2 separate regions of the Homo sapiens genome follow, and region 1 is linked to region 2. Evidence: chromatin loops called from intact Hi-C (ENCODE). Cell type or tissue: dorsolateral prefrontal cortex. All regions are shown on one strand. Each heading gives the region's core, and the rest is flanking DNA. Links, peaks and the distances in the headings are about the cores only.

Evidence for each region. Hi-C counts contacts between places; a loop is a spot of excess contacts. Peaks named below come from ENCODE experiments on the same cell type or tissue, not always from the same donor. Only the 100,000 strongest peaks of a DNase experiment are listed, where the experiment ranks them.
Region 1: it touches region 2 in a loop (6-fold over the local background); 87 of 110 quality-filtered maps call a loop at or near these places.

The regions. Positions count from the first base shown.
Region 1 is chr12:117,205,698-117,216,332 of GRCh38, reverse strand. NOS1 (nitric oxide synthase 1) reads left to right here. Exons shown (of 29, transcript NM_000620.5): 29 at 1,009-8,191. The coding sequence ends at 1,024. Among named protein-coding and RNA genes, the nearest start is that of FBXO21, 21 kb to the right of the region's middle. RefSeq lists an enhancer at 8,433-8,933. In dorsolateral prefrontal cortex, for the core only: CTCF peaks have their summits at 3,354 and 3,554 (motif pointing left); a DNase peak (open chromatin) is centred at 3,562; H3K27ac peaks cover 403 bases.
Region 2 is chr12:117,832,652-117,843,789 of GRCh38, reverse strand. The region is part of intron 3 of KSR2 (kinase suppressor of ras 2); the gene reads left to right. It overlaps LOC105370011 (a long non-coding RNA gene), which reads right to left and starts at 11,024. Exons shown (of 3, transcript XR_945403.3): 1 at 10,941-11,024; 2 at 9,553-9,625; 3 at 12-95. RefSeq lists an enhancer at 7,026-7,571. In dorsolateral prefrontal cortex, for the core only: CTCF peaks have their summits at 6,165 and 6,376 (motif pointing right); DNase peaks (open chromatin) are centred at 6,369 and 6,631; H3K4me3 peaks cover 740 bases.

The sequences.
Region 1 (10,635 bases), core at 1-8,000, 630 kb after region 2:
CAGGTGCCTGTAGTCCCAGCTACTCGGGAGCCTGAGGCAGGAGAATGGCATGAACCTGGGAGGTGGAGCTTGCAGTGAGCCAAGATCCCGCCACTGCACTCCAGCCTGGGTGACAGAACAAGACTCCGTCTCAAAAAAAAAAAAAAAATCCCTTTTGACGGGCCCAGTGGCTCACACCTGTAATCCCAGCACCTTGGAAGGCAAAGATGGGTGGATCACTTGAGCCTAGGTGTTCAAGACCAGCCTGGGCAACATGGCAAAACCCTGTCTCTACTAAAAACACAAAAGTTAGCCAGGTGTGGTAGCATGTGCCTATAATCCCAGCTACTCAGGAGGCTGAGACACAGGAATCGCTTGAACCTAGGAGGCAGAGGTTGCAGCCAGCCGAGATCACGTCACTGCACTTCAGCCTGGGCGACACAGTGAGACTCTCAGTCTCAAAAAAAAAAAAAAAAAAAAAAAAGTCCTTTTAAATGTTTCTCTTCCTGGCCAGTTGTACTTGTGAGCATTCATTCATTCATTCATTCTTTCAAAACAAGCCCCTGCTAGGTGCCAGGTCCTGTCCAAGACACTAAGGCTACAGAATAAATGAAAGAGACGGGCCGGGTGCAGTGGCTCACGCCTGCAATCCCAGCACTTTGGGAGGCTGAGGCGGGCAGATCACCTGAGGTCAGGAGTTTGAGACCAGCCTGGCCAACATGGTGAAACTCCATCTCTACTAAAAATACAAAAATTAGCCGGGCGTGGTGGCAGGCACCTGTAATCCCAGCTACTTGGGAGGCTAAAGCAGGAGAATCGCTTGAACCCTGCTGGGATTGCAGTGAGCTGGGATCGTGCCACTGCACTCCAGCCTGGGTGACAGAGCGAAACTCCGTCTCAAAAAAAAAAAAAAAAGAAAGAGACAAAGCCCCTGAGCCCAGAGCATGGGTGATTTTCTCTGGGGCACTCAGAGGAAACAGCAGCCTTGCCCTTGGGGCACTAACTGCCCCCCAACTTCTCTTTCCACAGGGTTTTCAGCTCCTAACTGGACCCTCTTGCCCAGCCGGCTGCAAGTTTTGTAAGCGCGGACAGACACTGCTGAACCTTTCCTCTGGGACCCCCTGTGGCCCTCGCTCTGCCTCCTGTCCTTGTCGCTGTGCCCTGGTTTCCCTCCTCGGGCTTCTCGCCCCTCAGTGGTTTCCTCGGCCCTCCTGGGTTTACTCCTTGAGTTTTCCTGCTGCGATGCAATGCTTTTCTAATCTGCAGTGGCTCTTACAAAACTCTGTTCCCACTCCCTCTCTTGCCGACAAGGGCAACTCACGGGTGCATGAAACCACTGGAACATGGCCGTCGCTGTGGGGGTTTTTTTCTCTGGGGTTCCCCTGGAAAGGCTGCAGGAACTAGGCACAAGCTCTCTGAGCCAGTCCCTCAGCCACTGAAGTCCCCCTTTCTCCTTTTTTATGATGACATTTTGGTTGTGCGTGCCTGTGTGTGTGTGTGTGTGTGTGTGTGTGTGTGTGATGGGCCAGGTCTCTGTCCGTCCTCTTCCCTGCACAAGTGTGTCGATCTTAGATTGCCACTGCTTTCATTGAAGACCCTCAATGCCAAGAAACGTGTCCCTGGCCCATATTAATCCCTCGTGTGTCCATAATTAGGGTCCACGCCCATGTACCTGAAACATTTGGAAGCCCCATAATTGTTCTAGTTAGAAAGGGTTCAGGGCATGGGGAGAGGAGTGGGAAATTGATTAAAGGGGCTGTCTCCCAATGAAAGAGGCATTCCCAGAATTTGCTGCATTTAGATTTTGATACCAGTGAGCAGAGCCCTCATGTGACATGAACCCATCCAATGGATTGTGCAAATCCCCTCCCCAAACCCACCCATACCAGCTAGAATCACTTGACTTTGCCACATCCATTGACTGACCCCCTCCTCCAGCAATAGCATCCAAGGGGCCTGGAAGTTATGTTGTTCAAAGAAGCCTGGTGGCAATAAGGATCTTCCCACTTTGCCACTGGATGACTTTGGATGGGTCACTTGTCCTCAGTTTTTCCTAGTCATAATGTCATACGAACCTAAAGAATATGAATGGATTAAATGTTAAAGCTTTGGTGCCTGGAAACAATATCAAGTAACAATATGATTATTATTTTTTTATTCCCCCAAAGCGGGCTTGCTGCTTCACCCTTGGGGATGAAATAATGGAAGCTGGTTAAAGTGGATGAGGTTGGAAAGAGTTGCCATAATGAGGTCCCACGTGGCTTCTTCGATAGGAGCCACAACTTGGGGTGGGAAGAACTTGTCCCTCAGGCTTGTTGCCCTCTGCAGTTGATCTCCAAAGTTTTAAACCTGTTAAATTAATTTTGACAAATAAGTTACCCTCAACTCAGATCAAAAATGGGCAGCCAAGTCTTCGGTAGGAATTGGAGCCGGTGTAATTCCTCCCTAAGAGGCAACCTGTTGAATTTACTCTCTCAGAGTAAATGGTGGGAAGGGATCCCTTTGTATACTTTTTTAAATACTACAAATTAGTGTCAGGCAGTTCCCAGAAAGAGACAAGAAATCCTAGTGGCCTCCCAGACTGCAGGGTCCCCAAGGATGGAAAGGGAATGTTCTGCTGGTTCTACCCTGTTTGTTGTGTCTTGCTATACAGAAAAACCACATTTCTTTTATATACTGTACGTGGGCATATCTTGTTGTTCAGTTTGGGTGTCTGCTAAAGAGGAAGTGCACTGGCCCTCTTTGAAAGGGCTTTACAGTGGGGGCACCAAGACCCCAAAGGGCCCAGGCCAGGAGACTGTTAAAGTGAAAAGGCAATCTATGACTCACCTTGCTCTGCCATCCCTGGCAGCCCCCACCGGTGTCCTGTTCCTGCCACATGGAGCTTGACTTCATGCCAGCTATAATCTCCCCTGCCTTCCTTTAATCCCAATTTCCCCTGCTCACTCTTCCACAGATATAAAGAACAAACACTTAGCATCCCACACTCACCCCTTCTAATCCTGAAGGGAAGCCCATTCTAAACTCCTTTCCTGCAAACCCATTTCCAGCTCCTAGTAGCTTTCCTCCCAAAGGCTTTCTTTCCAATCCTTTATAGCTTTGGAGACGCCTCCCCAATTCCCCAGGGAAGGAAACTGTTGTGTCCAATCCCCATTAAAGACAAATTGATCAGTGCTTCCCACTCCAAGTCAAGCTTTATGCAGGAATGCTTTTCCATCAGGGAATAAATACTTAGAAGCGCTTACAAGGTGCCAGGCACCTCCTTTCTGCATGTGCCTGCCTTTCTAGTAGCAGACAGATGGAAACATTGTCTCATTTTGTCAAGGAGTCCAAAGAAATGATTATAAAACCAGGATTCATCCTTCTTCTCCAGAAAGATTTTTTTTTAAGTAAACACCTTTCAATCCCCAACACAAGCTGCTTCACAACTCCAGGCTAGAAGGCAGGAGAGCGATCTGATGTGTTTCTTTCATTTGCCAGAATTCCTGATACCAAAAGCCTCTCTCTCTGTTGAGTAACCTCTCAAGGACCAGAGTGGAGTCCAGATTGTTAGGCTCAGATCAAGGGTGGGGAAATACTGCCCTCTCGTGGTGGCTTTTCATCCAGGCCTCGTAGCCAACCGTTTAAGTGCAAAATAGAATTAAGCAATGGGTAAGCAAAATAGGGTTGACAAGATATTTGGGGGTTATTCGGGTTATGGCCCATTTATTTCCCTCTTCCCCCTGAATTGACCAGTAGCAGCTCCAGCCCCATTTCACAAAAGTGAGTTTGGCCAGGAGGAATGAGACGTCTCCTGAAATAGGAACACCGGAACATCATGCTCACCTGCCATCACTATGCATCCAGTTCCCACAGCTTGTGTCGTGAAAGAGCAGAGAGATGATGTTAAACTCCTTGGGAGGAGAGAGGGCTTCTTTTGGTTTCCCTGGAGTGAGACAGCCAGGTGTCTTTCTTTTGCGGGGGGACACTTCAGACCCATCAATATGGAATTTTGGGAGCCGACCTGAGTGCAAATCCTAATTCTGCCCCTGTTGGTGCAGATGGCTGTGGGCGGCTCACTTGACCTTTTAGAGTCTGCATACCCACCTGTATAACAAGGTGGATTGAATGAGACAATGCCCACGAAATGCCCAGTTACAGTACCTGGTTCAAAACTTACTGCATTTTAATTTTTCACTTAACTTATAACATGTCTTGCTTCTCCAGTGTGTGGAAGGCACCGGGCAGTTTGCAGAGATAAGCAAAACACAGTTCCTCTCGTGCAGAAGGTTAGAATCTATTTTTTTTTTTGACAGAGTCTTGCTCTGTCACCCAGGCTGGCGTACAGTGGTACGATCTCAGCTCACTGCATCCTCTGCCTCCCCCAGTTCAAGTGATTCTTCTGCCTCGGCCTCCTGAGTAACTGGGACTACAGGCGCCTACCACCACGCCCAGCTAAGTTTTGTATTTTTAGTAGAGTCAGGGTTTCACCATGTTGGCCAGGCTGGTCTTGAATTCCTGACCTCAAATGATCCACGCACCTCAGCCTCCCAAAGTGCTGGATTACAGGCATGAGCCACCACGCCCAGCCAAAGGTTATAATCTGATGGAGAGAGACACCCGTCTTGGAACTGACATAAATTTCTGGGGTTTGAGAAATGGGCGGGATTTCACTGGTAGCTTCTGGAAGGTAAGAGTTGTCCAGGAATTGGGAAGAGTGAGAGGAAAGGCACGGACAGGGAGCATGTAAGATAAATTGAGGCTGGCTTTGGAAGGCTGAGGAGGGTGAGAAAAGGTGGGCTGGGACCAGACCGTGGGGAGAGGTGAGTGGCATTACAAGAAATTTAGGCTTTATTCAGAAGGCAACAGGGAGTCCCTAAGAATGTTTTTCAAAAAGGGACATTAAGGCGATTGGAGTTATACTTGGAAAAGAAAGTTCTGGCCACAGTACAGAGCATGGCCCGTTGAGCTGTTGGGGGGGTTATTGCTGCAACCAAGGCTTGAGTGAGGGAAGAGGCGGATGTAGTGATAAAGAGACTCCAGGAACTGAATCAGCGTACCTGGCACCCCATCCATTGTAGAGGGTGAGAATAAAGGAGAAATTAAAGCATCTTGCAGGCTGGGCGCGGTAGCTCATGTCTGTAATCCCAGCACTTTGGGAGGCCGAGGTGGGTGTATCAGTTGAGGTCAGGAGTTGGAGACCAGTCAGCCAGTTAGTAGAAACCCTGACTCTACTAAGAAAATACAAAAATTAGCTGGGCATGGTGGCATGCGCCTGTAGTCTCAGCTACCTGGGAGGCTGAGGAAGGAGGATCGCTTGAGCCCAGGAGGTGGAGGCTGCAGTGAGCCAAGATTGTACCACTGCACTCCAGCCTGGGTGACAGAGCAAGACTCTTATCTCAAAAAAAATAAAATAAAATAAAATAAAATAAAACATCTTGCCCCTAGCTGAGAGAGAGGTCTCTGAAGAGCAGGCTCAGGGAAAAGATGAGTTTTCAGAGCTGATGTGATAGTCAGCTTCTCTGGAGTCAACAGGGTGAATCCTTCCCAAGTCCAGCCATGCCCAGATGCCCGGAGGGAAAACTGACCCCCAGCCAGTAGACATTGGCTAAGAACACAGAATCTTCTGACCAAACACGCTTTCAGCAGCTGCCTGCTCTGGACTTTGAAAGAGGTCAGGTCTTGCCCTAAGCTCAAAACAAGTGAGAGGTGTCCTGACCTAGCTCATAGGGCAAATGGTCCTAATAGGATGGGCAATCCAGATGCCTGAGCCCCTTCACTCCGACAGCACCAGCGCCTAATGCAGCCTTTTCATTCTTGCCATTAGGAAATCTGTGGACTTCTAGCCTGTGTTTTAAACCAGCCATGTTTCCTTGTATATTTCCCTACCCGCTGCCCCACATACCCAGCATGCCGCTGTGGCCACCATGTCCTCAAAGCCTTCTGTCTGTATCAGGAATGTAGTCTGAGACTGCCAGGAAGCAACAAGGAGAGAGAAACACTAACTAGTCTTCCTTTATAACCCATTCATACTCTCTGGCTGTCCCCAACCTTCATAGTCTCCTGCATCCAAATGTCCTCTTTGGCTCAAAAAGTAGGCCAGGCATGGTGGTTCATGCCTGTAATAGCACTTTGGGAGACTGAGGTGGGAGGATCACTTGGGGCCAGGAGTTTGAGACCAGCTTGGGCAACACAGCGCAATCTCGTCTCTACTAAAAAAAAAAAAAAAAAAAAATTAGCTGGGCATGATGGCATGCTCCTGTGGTCCCAGCTACTTGGGAGGCTGAGGCAGGAGGATCACTTGGTCCCAGGAGTTTGAGGCGACAGTGAGCTAGGATCGCACCACTGCACTCCAGCCTGAGTGACAGAGCAAGACCCTGTCTCTAAAAAAAATTAAAATGAAAGACCAGGTGCTGGGATTAAGGAAACACAGGTCTGAGGGTCTGAGGGAAGGGGCCTGCCTCCCAGGGAGTCAACATAGATGTTCCCCATGAACAGGGATTTGACTTTGGAGGCCAACCTGGCCTGGCCTCTGCCCTTTATCTCACACTCCCTATCCTTGGCCCACTGCCAGTCCCTGCCTTGTGGCAAAGGGGCCCCAAAAGAAAAGCTGCCCTTCCCCAAATGTAAGGACCCAGGTACACTTTCACCCGTGGAAAGCAGTGTCTGTCGAGAGTCTGTTTCCTATTAATACTTATCAAAGCCATGTGCGAGGGAGGTGGTCAGCTGTCAATATGCCTTAGTATGTTTATATGAGTTTGTTTTGTTCTAAAATACCCAAACAGTTCTGGTCAAGCGGGGCTATGCCCGTCTGGCCCAAAACACAGTCCGTTATTAACGAGATGGCCCTGGCAGGCGGGAACAAATCTGCCTCCATGCACTGCTTCCTGTAGTCTTTTAGAAAGTAACTCCAGGACATCGAAGTGCCCAGATTTGACTCCTAAGTTCTAGGAGACTGTAGCGCAGGGTCTGTCAACCTTAGCACTATTGGCATTTGGGGCTGGGTAATTCTTTCTTGTGGGGGCCGTCTTGGGTACTGTAGGAAGCTGAGCAGCATTCCTGGCCTCCATCCACAAGATACCTGTAGCAGTGTCCTGCCAACGGTAACAATCAAGTATGTCATCAGACATTGCCCAATGTCCCCAGGGGGCAACACCCCTCTCTTGGACTTCAGGGTCAAGAGAATCTCTGCTGGCTACCCCAGGACTTCTCATTATAGATTTCCTGGAGCACGCAGCAGAAACTTTGCCTAGCCCAGTGGTTGTTTCCATTATCTGCTGCCAAAGTGGGATTTGAGGGTGTCCGGGGGAGGGGGCATGGGGAGGGCAGTATGCTTTCAAAAACCCCTCCCAGGCCAGGCGTGGTGGCTCATGCCTGTAATCACAGGACTTTGGGAGGCCGAGGCTGGCAGATCACTTGAGGCTGGGAGTTAGAGACCAACCTGGCTAACATGGCAAAACCTCGTCTCTACTAAAAATACAAAAATCAGCCCGGCGTGGTGGCGGGCATCTGTAATCCCATCTACTCGGGAGGCTGAGGCAGGAGAATTACTTGAACCCAGGAGGCAGAGGCTGCAGTGAGCCGAGATGGCACCACTGCACTCCAGCTTGTTGACAGAATGAGACCCTGTGGAAAAAAAAAAAAAAGCCCTCCCATGCCAGAACAGAGGATGGCAGTCTGTTTCAATAAGACACTGTGTCCTTGGTGTTGGTTCTGATTAAGACTCACTGAGATCCAGTGCTCTTGAGCTGGGTCTCAGTCCCCTCCCATGTCCTGTGCTCTGCCGCCACTGTTTTCATTGTTGTGTTCTCGTTGTGATTGTTAAGACTCACACTCCTGGCTCAGCAGTGGTTTTCCAGAAGGCCCAAAGAGCGGTGCCGGGCACCCCACGTCGCAGTGTCCGTTCCGGGCTTGGGAAGCTGGGGAGGTGGGCAGACCTGGTCGCATCTCACCACACACACACACACACACACACACACACACGCTGTCAGAAACTCGGCCGTCCCCCCTACCTCTGAGCTCTCAATGCTGCTAATCTCTGCCAAGTGTCCCTGTGCTCCAGCACCTTCCTTGAAGGACTGACGCCCACCCCACGCTCTTTGCGAGGTTGTCCAGGCTGTGTTTGTCGCATGCTCTTCTTCTGTATAGTTCTCATCTTCCAATTTTATGGGATTCAACAAAAGCCTATTATGCTTGTTTGCATTATGGTTACAATATTAAAAAGTGGATTCAACTTGGCTGGCTGCTGTCTTCTGTTGGATTTGCTTGGAGTTTCTCACACTTTGGCCTGCTGTCCTGGGTTGGGTGCCCCAGAAGCCTGCTCTGAGATGGAGTTGGCAGGAGGCTGACAAGAGAGTGCTCTTGGGGAGGAGAGGGGAGAGAAGGGAAGGGGAGAAGAGAGGAGAAGGGAGTGAAGGGGAGGAGAGAGGAAGAGAAGGGAGGGGAGAGAGTGAGAGGGGAGGGTAAGGGAGGAGAGGGGAGGGGAGGAGAGAAGAGGGAAGAGAGGAAGGGACAGGGGAGAGGGAAAAGAAAGACCAGGGAAGGAGCGGGAGCGGGAGGGGAGGGAGGGAAAAGAGGGGAAGAGGAGGGAGGGTAGAGGAGGGAGAAGAAGGAGAGAAAAGAGGAGGAGGAGAAGGAGCAGAGAGGAGGGAAAGCAAGAAGAGAGGAAAAGAGGGAGGGGAGAAGAAAACTAAGGGAAGAAGAGAGAAGGGGAGGGGAAGGAGGAGGCAGAAGTGAAGGGCAGGGGGAGAGGAGGGGAGGGGAGGAGGCCTCTCTGGTCAGAGGCAAAGCTGAGCTGCCATAAGTCTCAACAGAAGCTTCAGCCAGCCCTGCAGGGCATTCTAAAGGTGACCTTTCAGAGGTGTCCCGATTTGGGACTGGAAGGCAGGATTTTAGACCCGTACATCTTGAGTCAGGCAACTCTCACCAGCAGAAGCCACACCCAAGGGGCTGAAGGCTGAGGGTGCTCCCGGCAGCCAGGGGACTCGTTCCTGAGTCCCGATGCAGATCTGGGTGGCGTAGCTGAGCGTCCTCTCTGCCCGCCTCCCCAACACCCCCTTTTCCTCCAGCACAGCTGCATCCATAGCCAGGGCCCCAGAGAAACAGTAAGACCTTCACCCTCAGCCCTCTTCCATTTAGGGCCCTCCTCCCTGAGGACCCTAAACTCTAATTCCTGGCTGGTTTCAGGCCCAGTTCCAAAACAAAGAGACCTCAAAAGCAGTAAAAGAATAGATGAAGAGACCGGACGCGGTAGCTCACGCCTGTGATCCCAGCACTTTGGGAGGCCGAGGCGGGCAGATCACATGAGGTCAGGAGTTTGAGACCAGCCTGGCCAACATGGCAAAACCCCATCTCTACTAAAAATACAAAAATTAGCCAGGCATGGTGGTGCACACCTGTAGTCCCAGCTACTCAGGAAGGTGAGAGGCAGGAGAATCACTTGAATCCGGGAGGCGGAGGATGCAGTGAGCCAAGACCACACCATTGCACTCCAGCCTGGGCAACAAGAGAGAAACTCCATCTCAGAAAAAAAAAAAAAAGAAAAAATAGATGAAGAAGTGCTGATGTCAAATGCCCGACAGATTTGTGACCATAAAGGAATAAACTAGCAGTTGGGTTTGATGCAGGGGGATGAGGCTTCATCATGCCCTTCCAGACATGGCGATTTGGATGCTGTGACTAGACATTTCAGCTTTTTTATTTATTTTATTTTTTATTTTTTTGAGCCAGACTCTCGCTCCATCGCCATCGCCCAGGCTGGAGTGCAGGGCACTATCTCAGCTCACTACAACATCCATCCCAGGTTCAAATGATTCTCCTGACTCAGCCACCCAAGTATCTGGGATTACAGGCATCCGCCACAATACCCGGCTACATTTTTTGTATTTTTGTTAGAGACGGGGTTTCACCATGTTGGCCAGGCTGGTCTCAAATTCCTAACCTCAGGTGATCTGCCTGCCTCAGCCTCCCAGAGTGCTGGGATTACAGGCGTGAGCCACTGCACCCAGCCGACATTCAGGTTTTTTTAAATTACCAAGTAGCTTATTCAACTCATTGCCCACCCCACCTGCACACATACATCACTCCTGACTCCTCCATCCCATCCCTGAGCCTCATGCCTAAGTTCAAGTGTGGGATGAAGATCAGAGACAGAGCAGGAGTCAGGGAACTCCATGCCCTACTTACTGTCCTACAACAATGTATTAGCCAATTTTAAGAAGGGCTAACAGTTATTAAAAGCCAGTCTTAGTGGGCGCAGTGGCTCATGCCTGTAATCCCAACACTTTGGGAGGCTGAAGTGGGAGGATTGTTTGAGCCCAGGAGTTGAAGCCAGCCTGGGCAACATAGTGAGACCCTGTCTCTACAAAAAATACAAAAATACAGCCGGGCGCAGTGACTCATGCCTGTAATCCCAGCACTTTGGGAGGCTGAAGTGGGGGGATTGCTTGAGCCCGAGAGTTCAAGCCAGGCTGGGCAACATAGTGAGACCCTGTCTACAAAAAATACAAAATACAGCCGGGCGCAGTGGCTCATGCCTGTAATCCCAGCACTTTGGGAGGCCAACGTGGGTGGATCACCTAAGGTCAGGAGTTCAAGACCAGCCTGGCCAACATGGCGAAACCCCCATCTCTACTAAAAATACAAAAATTAGCTGGGTGTGGTAGCACACACCTGTAA
Region 2 (11,138 bases), core at 1,446-9,445:
AAAGTTGTTGGCCCTTTGTGGCTATTGCCTTTGTGAGTTTGTCATGAAGCATCTGGTGGTGAACTTAAGGTCGGCTGTTGGTCATTGAGGGACTACTGTCAGGAAGAAGAGTTGGCTGTGAGGTAGGGAAGATGGAGGATAAACAGGACCAGCACCCCAGCCTCTGTTCCCCATTGCCTTCAACCCATGTTACTCTTCAGGGCATGATGGCTCCTTCTCTTTTGCCACCCAAGCCTTGTACAACTTCACTTTTGGCCAGCTCTAATCTGGAACCACACAGAGAAGGGGATTCTGGAAACACGGGTGCCATGGAAGCATGGGTGCCAGTGTAACTGAGTTGTCAGTGGGCTAATCCATGACTGGGAGAGGAGGCAGAAGATAGGAGATGAGGTCAGAGACATGGTCGGGGCTCAGTTCCTGAGGCCCCTTGTAGCCATTGCTGGCAGCTTCTTAGTAGAATGGGAAACCACTGGAGGGGATTAAAGAAGGGAAGGGACTTGTTGGATTTCACTTAACTCGTTCTAGGCTAAACTAAATCCATGAGTCAATTTCCCTTCCTCTCTCCCTCCTTCATCCCTCGGTGTTCCCTTTCTGTCTAACTACCTTGCTTTCCTCATCTGTAAAATGGGGATGCTAGTTGTATCATCCTCATGGAGTTGTTGCAAGGAAAGAAATGAAGTCATATAAACACTGTGTTCGTATAAACACTTGTCTGGCAAATTTGGCACTGAATATGTACTGGACTGTGATTATTTTTATTGTTTTTAAAGTCAGCTTCCCTCCCTCCTTCCTCCTCCCTCCTTCCCAAGCTGAATCTGAACCAAGGAAGTCTTCCTACAGAGCCACTGACTGGTCCCCACTAAGGCAGGGGTGGAGGGAGGGGCAGGATGTTTTCCTCTCCAGCCTTTGTCTTGCAGCAGAACCCCTGTCGAGCAACCTGGTCCAAGGCTTCATCCACCTGTCCTGTCCCCCTGCAGCCCACTTTCTCTTTCTTGCAGGCCACCCCTGCCCCCTCTGTCTTGCCCACCTGCTGCTTCATGTGGCCAGCATCTGGCTTTTGTGGAACCCCCCCAATGAGAACAAAGAGAACCCGACTCTCTGGCTGTCATCTCTGATCAGCGCTGTAGTCACTTTCTCTTTTTATTCCTGGCATCCACGAGGTGCTGGGCAGAAGAATTGGGTGCAGAATTGACATTGAACTTGTGCTTGGCAGGGCCTGAACTCTTTGAGGTTTGTGGGTTCCATGAAACTACATGAACTGAGTCAGCTCCAAACAGACTATTACATCTTAGAATGAGACCCCCAGTCCTGTCCCTGGGCTCCCGATCTGGTCCCTATCTGCTGATGTTTTCACTGGCTCATTGCACCCAGCTACCCTCTCTTCTTCACAACGCCTGCCCCAGGGCCTTTGCACAGCCCTTCTTTCTGCCTGGAATACCCTGCCTCAATCTTCCTCTGGCTGATTCCTTGTCATTTTGGACTCAGCCCAACTGCCAGCTTCTCAGAGTCCCACTTCCATCCTGGCCACTCTCTATCCTATCATAGTCTCTAGCATATCTAAAATGATTTTGTTTATTTTCATACCCCTTTCCACAAGAACAGTGGTGCTCAAAACCTCAACATGTATCAGAATCCCCCAGAGGGTTCCACTCCCAGAGTTCCTGCTTCAGCCAGTCCGGGGCAGTGCCCAGAAATCTGCATTAACAAGTTCCCAGGCGACGCTGGTGCTGCTGGTTTGGGGAACACGCTTTGAGAACCCCTGTGTTGGAATTCTCCCTGCATCTGGCTCAGAGTTGGAATGCAAGAAGTAGTCACGGAGTGACTGAGTGAATGCTAGTGGTTGATGATAACAGCAGCGACAAATATTGATTGAGTTCTTACTGGGCCAAGTCACGCAGCACCTGCTCATTTAATTCTTCAACAACCTCATGAGGTCCGTAGGATTATTATTCCTATTTTCTGGTAAGAAAACTGAGGCTCAGAAAGGTAGAGCCCTTGCCTGGGAGGGGGGTGGTGGTCACACAGCAACTAAGTGTCAGAGGCGGGGTTTGAACTCATTTCTGTCTGACTCCTGTTAAGCGGAGGCTTCCCACATAAAAAAGTGGTGGGAATGAATGGCTTTCTCCTTAACTCTGAGTGGTCCCTGTGTTTCCATTTGCTCAGCTTGAGGGAGCAACCCTTTGGGGCTTTTGTAGCAGCTTACACTGGAACTGAGATAAAAAGAAATTATTTAAAGGCTGCATGTAAATATCAAATAATATTGCACATTTGCAGAGCACCTTCAGTTTTAGGAAGCACCTGCATGCAGGTGATCTTGTTTTAGCCTCGCAACCATATGAGTGGTGGGCAGATTAGGCTGCACGCCCAGTTTCACAGATGGGAACATTCCCAGCAGATTTGACTCTCCATCAGTATCTCTGTCCTTCCCAGCCACGGTCCTGAGGGAGGATGGGAGGCTTCTGTGGGCGCATGATTATGTTTGAAACTTGCAGGGAACATGCAGGGGGAAGGCAGAAAGGGCAAGGAGGATGAAAATATTTGTTATTATTTGGAGCAAAATTATTCTTGCCTTCCTTTAAAATATGCTGAGGGGAGATGGCTCCAGTTCATTATAGTCATGATTTTCACTCAGGTGGCTTTTTGCTTTCTCTAATTATTTCCCTGATTACCAACTTATACACTCGTGTGAGAAGTACCCAAGCTATTGTTTGGGAGAGAAAAAGAAAGCACCGCATTGACCATAATTTGCATCCACATTGGTATGTTACTTAGCAATTTTTTTTTTTTTTTGAGACAGAATCACTCTGTCGCCCCGGCTAGATTGCAGCGGCTTAATCTCGGCTCACTGCAACCTCTGCCTCCCAGGTTCAAGCAATTCTCCTGCCTCAGCCTCCCAAGTAGCTGGGATTACAGGCACCCACCACTATGCCCAGCTAATTTTTTGTATTTTTAGTAGAGACGGGGTTTCACCATGTTGGCCAGGTTGGTCTCAAACTCCTGACCTCGTGATTCGCCCACCTCGGCCTCCCAGAGTGTTGGGATTATAGGCGTAAGCCACCATGCCTGGCTTAGTATTTTTTAAACAGCTGCATGGGGACAGGCGTGGTGGCTTACGCCTGTAATCCCAGCACTTTGGGATGCCGAGGCAGATGGATCACTGGAGGTCAGGATTTTGAGTCCAACCTGGCCAAAATGGTGAAACCCTGTCTCCACTAAAAATATAAAATTTGGCTGGGCATGGTGGTGCATGCCAATAGTCCCAGTTACTTGAGAGGCTGAGGCAGGATAATTGTTTGAACCCAGGAGGTGGAGGCTGCAGTAAGCTGAGATCATGCCACTGCACTCCAGCCTGGGCAACAGAGCAAGATTCCATCTCAATAAATAAATAAATAGGCCAGGTGTGGTGACTCACACCTGTAATCCCAGCACTTTGGGAGGCCAAGGTGGGTGGATCACCTGGGGTCAGGAGTTCAAGAACAGCCTGGCCAACATGGTGAAACCCCATCTCTACTAAAAATACAAAAATTAGCCAGGCGTTGTGGTGCACGCCTATAGTTCCAGCTACTCAGAGCGTCGAGGCAGGAGAATGGCTTGAACCCTGGAGGCGGACGCTGCAGACAGCCAAGATTGCGCATTGCACTCTGGCCTGGGTGACAGAGGGAGACTCCATCTCAAAAAAAAAAATAAAATAAAATAAAGTAAAATAAAATAAAATGGGAAAAAAGTCTGGAAGGAAATCCACTTGGATATTTAGCATAGCTGTTCTTTGGTTAAGGGTGATGATTTTCTTTCTTTTGCCCTTCTGCATTTTCTGTCTTTCTGGGCAACAAATAAGTAGTTGTGTAACTTAAATGAGAAAGTTTGAAGGAAAAGAATCCTCCTCGAACCCTGTTTGCTTACTTTCATCTGTACTGTGATACTTTCTTCTCTGCTGCTGATGCCTGGTGGGGCAGGATGCTCTGACCTCCCAGGTTTCAATGGTTTTCTCACTGATTCACCGTCCCTTTGCATCTGTTCAAAAGGAAAAACTTTCTGGGCTGCATCTTTCTAAAGTAAACCTTCCCATGGCTTAGGCAACTCCTGACCACTGCGGGGAGGATTTCCTTGATTGCACCTGTGTCGATCTTCGGCCATAGTCATTGGGCAGTTATCTTGTAGTTGCTTTGATATCTAAATCTCCCATATTAGACTGGAAATTCCTAGATAGCAAGAGCCATCTTTTAATAAACAAAATAATAACGATAAAATATTAAAAACATACTGAGTGTCAGGCGGTGTTCTGAGCTGATTTTGAGGGTTATTTCACTTAATCGTCAGATATCCCCATGAGACAGGGACTTTTGTATTCCCCAGTTTTCAGATAAGAGAATGAAGGCACAGAGGGGTGAACCATGGTACCCAACCAAGGTCACATGGCCAGTAAATTGCGGGGTACCAGCACTTGAGCTCGGGCTGATTCCAGACCGTACACTCTAAACGCAGCACTTTGTTCATTTCCTACAAACTACTTAGCATGGTTGCAAAAGTATCATTGAATGAATTAACGAACAAATGAACTGTCATAATCTAATCACAGAAATTATGTCCTTGGAGGGGAAGGTTGAAGCCTTTATAATTTGCCCTAGGGGAGAGAAGTGAAGCCAAAGCACTTTCTGTCTGTGTATCAGGAATGAGATCGTGTGGGAGGGATAGTGATCAGATAATGAGAGATTTTCTCTCTAAAACAGGGGTTGACCAAGTATAGCCCACGGGCCAAAGTCAGCCCTCCACCTGCTTTTGTAAATAAAGTTTTATTGGAACACTGCCATACCTATTTGTTTCCACTTTGTCTATGGCTGTTTTCACGCTGCAACATCAGAATTGTGTAGTGTGACAGAGACCGTATGGCCCACAAAACCTGAAATATTTACTGTCAAGCTTTTTAGAGAAAATGTTTGCTAACCCTTTTTGTAAAAGACCAAGCTAGAAATAGTGAGTGTCAATTAAAACAAATACATACATGTCTAAGTCAGGGGAGATTTTGGTCTGATGTAAAGAAGAACTTCCTTTTGGAGGAGGGCAATAAATACATGAAGAGGCTGGGGAGGCATTGACTGTGGAGAACTCTGTAGTGGGGGTGAATGAATATTTGCACAAGTGGTACAACATTTATAGGGGGCTGTAATTGATCAAGAACTTCCTATAGTAAGTGCTCAGGGGAAGGCAGGAAGGAGGCACACGCCCAGAGAGGGTGAGATGCCTAGGGTCACACAGCTAGTACCTGGTAGAGCTTGTGCTCAAACCCACATCAGTTTCACCCAAAACTTTCATTATACATGGTCCTGACTGGGCATGGTGGCTCACACCTGTAATCCCAGCACTTTGGGAGGCTGAGGTGGGCAGATCACAAGGTCAGGAGTTCGAGACCAGTCTGGCTAACACAGTGAAACCCCATCTCTACTAAAAATACAAAAAATTAGCTGGGTGTGGTGGTGTGCGCCTGTAATCCCAGCTACTTGGGAGGCTGAGGCAGGAGAATTGCGTGAATCTGGGAGGCAGAGGTTACAGTGAGCTGAGATTGTGCCATTGCATTCCAGCCCGGGTGACAGTGCGAGACTCCGTCTCAAAAACCCAACCCAAAACGTTATGCATGGTCCATTGTGCTGACTTTTGGGGTCTGTTCTGCATCAGACTGAGTTCTTTGGGGAGTGGGGACCACATCTCGTTGTCTTTGGAGTGCTGTACACAGATGCTGTCTGGATAGTACTCTCTGAAGGTCACTCCTATATAGGAGTCTGTGGCTTTCTTTGGGTGAGTGTGACCACCATCCTGATGGGATTCAGAAATGTGGGGTTGCCCTACACTCCGAATTTCCCCCACTGACTTCACTCTTCAAACAGGAAACCTTAAATGGTCCTCCTTTCCCCACACAGAGAACCTGTTGCTTTGAGTTGGGAGGGTGGGAGACGGTACTTCCCTACCCCCAACATCAGCCCTGTCCTTGGGAACAGAGCTCAGTTTAGCTTCATCATCTGATCATTTTCTTTCTTTAGCGCCTTTGTTTCTTTCCTTCTCTATCTGGTACTTTGTGGAGGAGAAATGAGGCAGACCAGCTTTGTAACCGGATACCAGGATGCTCTCAGTGGCTCGGGCTGACAGATTTTTCAAGCTCCACTTGTAAAGACCTTGTGCCATCATGATCACGTAGGGTGGAGGAACTGAGCGTCAGGGCTGCATTGTTGCTTTCAATCCTAGGCTCCTTGCTTGAAAAAGTTAGGGGCACGTAGCTGCTTGGCCGTAGACACTGGGATGCCTTTTCCTCCCAGTGTTTTCTTGGACACCATACGACCAGGGCCACCTCTTGATGGCGCAGTGTCATGTTTGGCCACCAGGAGGCGCTGCCCGATAAGCTTCCTTTAGCGGAGACGTCAAAATTGTCTTGAAATCGGTGCACAAGATGCATAGTAATGTAGAAACTGGCAGGAACCTCGGTCTGATCATCTCAACTTTTAAGTAAGGAAAAACTGAGTCTGAGAGAGGAGGAGGGCTTGACCCAGCTACAGCAGGGACTAATGCTGGCTTAATTCTGTTTCACAGACCGAGCTTTCTCGGCAGGCAGGCTGGAAGCCAGGGGAGACCCTGGGTTTCTTTCCCGGCTGGCCCCTAGTGAACGGCAGAGGCATCTATCAGAGCAGCCTACTCCGACGGGGCCTTGCTGCCACTCACCTTCCTTCCGCATTCATGTCATGATGCTCTTGCGTTGGTCTCCCTGCCACACTGCAAGACCAATTAAGAGGAGAAAATGAACTGTAAAGAAGGAACATTGAAATGCAGCCTCCAAATAATAACTAGTGGAGATGCAAAGGGAGCTCCGAAGCGACAGAAAAAACTCTAGGCAGTGGCTTCATTCCCTTGGGAGACATCTGGAAAGAGCTTGGGGCCCGGCCTGGGGCACCCCCAGCTGCATGGGAGCCCTCCCGAGAGGCTGTCTAAAGAATGGCTACGATGAGAAGTGGCTGGACTTGCTTCAGTTGAAATCAGTGTTCTGGTGCTTGCCACATTCCCTGCAGTGGGGTGCACTGATAAAAAAGACACGGGCCACAGTTGGCAAGGGGCTGGGCCTCCCGGCTGCGTCATTCAGCTGCCCTGGTTGGTTTGTGGCACAGTCAGGAAGGCATATGAGTCCTGAGCCTGGGATGTGAGTCCTGCCTGGGCCACGGGTCCAGCCTCTTCCCTATCGGAACCTCTGTCTTTGAAACAGGCATCATGATAGCGAGTCTTTTAGTGTTGTGATGTTTAAGGGAGGTGATGTGTGCTTTTGCCTCTGTCTGGGACAACCTCTCCATCTGAGCGGGACTTTGCTGTGCTCCTTTTGGCTGGGGTGAATTGGGAATCATACAACCCAAAGAGAATGGTGAAGTGAAAGGTTTCTCTCCATTTCCTAATAAGTACGGTGTTGGCATTGCCTGTTCTGCCTCCAGTATCTTTCTGGAAGGTAGATTCCACAGGAACTGAATGGTCTCGGGGCCCCAGAGCTGTTGAAGTCCACTCCATGATGGGTACCGACAGTTGAGGGTGTTGCCTGTGACTTCCATCAGGCCCTAAACTTGACGATGCTACTGCCCTGTGGATGGAAGACAGTGTTCTGACCCCTTTTAGTACTTTGGAGCAGAAAAAAGTTAGCACCCAATCGCAATCTTCTTTTAACATATTTGGGAGGTTGGGAAAAGTTTCCCAATAGTCTTTTATGGAAATATTTTTACTCCCCAAGAGTGGGCAAGTTTCTAGACTAAAGGGATTTTCTGTAGGGGGTTGTCAGTTTACGGAGGGTACTTCCTAACTGCAGACTGTCTGGAGGCTGTAGGGTAGGCGGCCTTGCTTAACAACAGTGCTCATCGTTAATCCTCTCTGATGTCAGTCATTACATCTCAGGTCCCAAGTAGGAGGTTTTCTTGGTGGTCTCCAATTACAGCACAAAAAGGGCTAGCCCCTAGGGTTTCTCAACCTTGGCACTGTTGACATTTGGGGCTGGAAAATTGTGGTGGGGACTGTCCCATGCCTTGGAAGATGTTTAACAGCATCCCTGGCCTCTACCCACTGGATGCCAGTAGCATCCAACCCCCTAGCCCCTGGTAGTGACCATCAAAAATGCCTACAGACACTGTCAAATGTCCCCTGCGGCAAAATCACTCTGGGCTGAGAGCCACTGGCTTGACTGATCCTAAGCGCTCCAGGAACATAGCCGCTTTGGTTCTAAGGAGGAGGATAATGATTATGACGACACTGACGACAACTTCTGTATTCTGAGGCCAGATGAAAGCCAGGAGCTTTTGTGAACACTGAGGTTCTGTAAAGCACAGAAAACCATAACTGAGTTGGGGTTTGGCTTATCATGCCCAGAGCATGGTTTTCCCAGGGGTCTTTAGTCCAATTAACAGGAACCAGATGAAAGCGAGGAACCGTGATATACCACCCTCCCTCCAACTCGCCATGCACACACATACATGCACCATCTCTCCCTGTCTCCCCAGGGACCTTGTTAAAACTTCCATCAGTTTTGCAGATAAACAGCTCCTGATCACCCATGAAAGGGGGCAACAGCAGACGGAGCTCAGGGCTGGAGGCAGGATGCTTCGGTTCTGGCTCTGCCCCTGACTTCTCTGGTTATGGGAGCCTGGGTCAGCCACATGGCCTCACTGAGCCTGGTGTCTTGGTCTGCCAAATGCCTGAGGACAGGATGGATGGCCCATAAGCCCCTTTTTCCCTGGACTCTGTGTCTCGGGTTCGATTTTCATGCCCAGCCAGTGAGCTGCCAGCAGAAACTGCATCCCTGCCCTCGAAGACGGCTCTCTGGTTTACCCGCACAGCTTCTAACTGTTGTTACTATTACTGCATTGATCCCTATATCCACTCAGTGACACCTTTTTTGGATTCTTTGAACATAAAAAAATTAATTCCCACCTTTGCATTTGTTTCTTCTGCCTGCAATACTGTTTCTGTGAGCCAGCTCCTTTTCATTATTTGGGTCTCAGCTCAAATGCTGTAGGAAGTACTCAGTGCATGGTATTAGTGTGATTATCATATATTACTATTAGTATGATTCTCATTGCTCTTCTCAGGCTGGGGAAGCACAGGGGCTGGGAAGCCCAGAGGAGGAGCCTCACCGCAGCCCGAGCAAGGTCAGGGGAAGTTTTCTAGGAGAATAAACCCCTCCATTGAGTTCAAAGGCTATGTTTGGGCTTCTCCTGTTGCCTCCTGGGTTGATTATTTTATTTTATTGCCTATCAAATGCCAAATCTCCAATCTACTCAGGACAGTTTCTTTTTTCATTCAAATCACCATAGCTCAAAAAAAATCCCTACCCCGCCCCCCACCCCCAGTATCTTTTTGGACCATTTTGTGATGTCAAAGCTGCCTGCAAACTTTCAGTATTGAAGTCAGTAACATACGGTGCCCTGGAAAAGGTGTACTTGTTTTGTTTGGATTTTGGAAAGAAGGACAGAGTTGTACTCAACTACATCCACTTTCCTTTGATCTTTGTACCACTGACCAGAGGGTGGAAGCAGAATTTACCTGAAACTCCTTTTAACTTCGGATCATGGTCTTTATTCAGCCGAGTCCTTCGGATTCTTGGGTGATGCCAGTTCTGTTTTTTTTTTTTATTTTTTTTGAGACAGGGTCTCACTCTCTTGCCCAGGCTTGAGTGCAGTAGCCTGATCTTGGCTCACTGCAACCTTTGCCTGCCAGGCTCAAGCCGTCCTCCTCCCTCAGCCCCCAGAGTAGTTGGAACTATAGGGGTATGCCACCATACCTGGCTAATTTTTTTAATGAAAATTTTTTTTTTTGTACAGACAGGGTTTCACCATGTTGCCCAGGCTGGTATTGAACTCCTGGGCTCAAGCGATCCGCCTGCCTCGGCCTCCCAAAGTGCCCCGCCAGGTGTTGCCGGTTCTAAGACAAGATACTGTGATTTTTTGGGAAATCACGGTAGGGGAATTATGACATCAAGGTGGGTTCAAAATAGGTTGAGATGAAAGAGCTTGTAGATTTCTTCATGAAGGAAGGACTTAGTGTCCGGTGGTCTTTTCTGAATATTCATGATGCCACTGAATGTGGAAAAAGAGGATTTAAAATGCACCCCTGGCCAGGCACAATGGCTCATACTTGTAATCCCAGTGACTTGGGAGGCTTGCTTGAGTGACAGGAAGATTGCTTGAGGCTGAAGTTCAAGACTAGCCTGGGCAACATAGCAAGACCACTTCTCTACAAAGAATAAAAAAATCAGCTGGGCTTGGTCGTGTGTGCCTGTAGTCCCAGCTATTCAGGAGGCCAAGGCTGGAGGATCTCTTGAGCCTAGGTGTTTGAGGCTGCAGTGAGCTATGATCATGCCACTGCACTCCTGCCTGGGTGGCGGAGCAGGACCCTGTCTCTAAGAAAACTCCAACCCCCACCCCCAAATGCACTCCTGTCCCAAGGGTTTCTGCACAGATATTTAACATTCCTCTACTATGTATAAGGCATTGGTCCACGTTTACAGTGTGCTAGACACATCATGTGTGAGGAATTTCCATGGATGACTTCCTTTGATTTTTATTACAACTTTCTAAGCTATGAGTTGTCCCGTCCCTTGTAAAAAGGGAGGAGATAGAATTCAGAGAGGTGCCTGGGCCTAGCAAAGGCCGCACAGCTTGGGTAAGTCACAAAGCCAGCATTGTGCTCAGAACTTAGGGTGAAACCACCACTACATACCGCCCCACCTTCCCGCCTCCACCACCCCCCGCCCCACGAAGGCTCTGAAAGAGCAAAAGGAAGGCAGGGTATTTGTTGGGAGCCCACGTGCTGTGCAGAAGCCACTTGGCCAGGGTCATGCCACTGGTCTCTCCTGGGTCTGTCTGAAAGCCCGTGGACTTCAAGAGTTCAGACTGATTTTCAAGGGACGTAAACCCATCACCTGCAGTGACCTGTTGTCCCAGGCAGCAGTGCATTGGCCTGTGCCTAGGTAAGGCTGGTGGATGGCTTCATAGCCTAGGAGTAGGTTGGACCCAAGGCAGAAGGTGAGAAGTAGGGAGAAGTGAGATGACTTAGGAAGGGCTAGAGACAAGGCCTGGGGTCTGAAGGAGCACCCTGCTCTCTAGGGCTCTGGAAAGGGCAGATTGGAA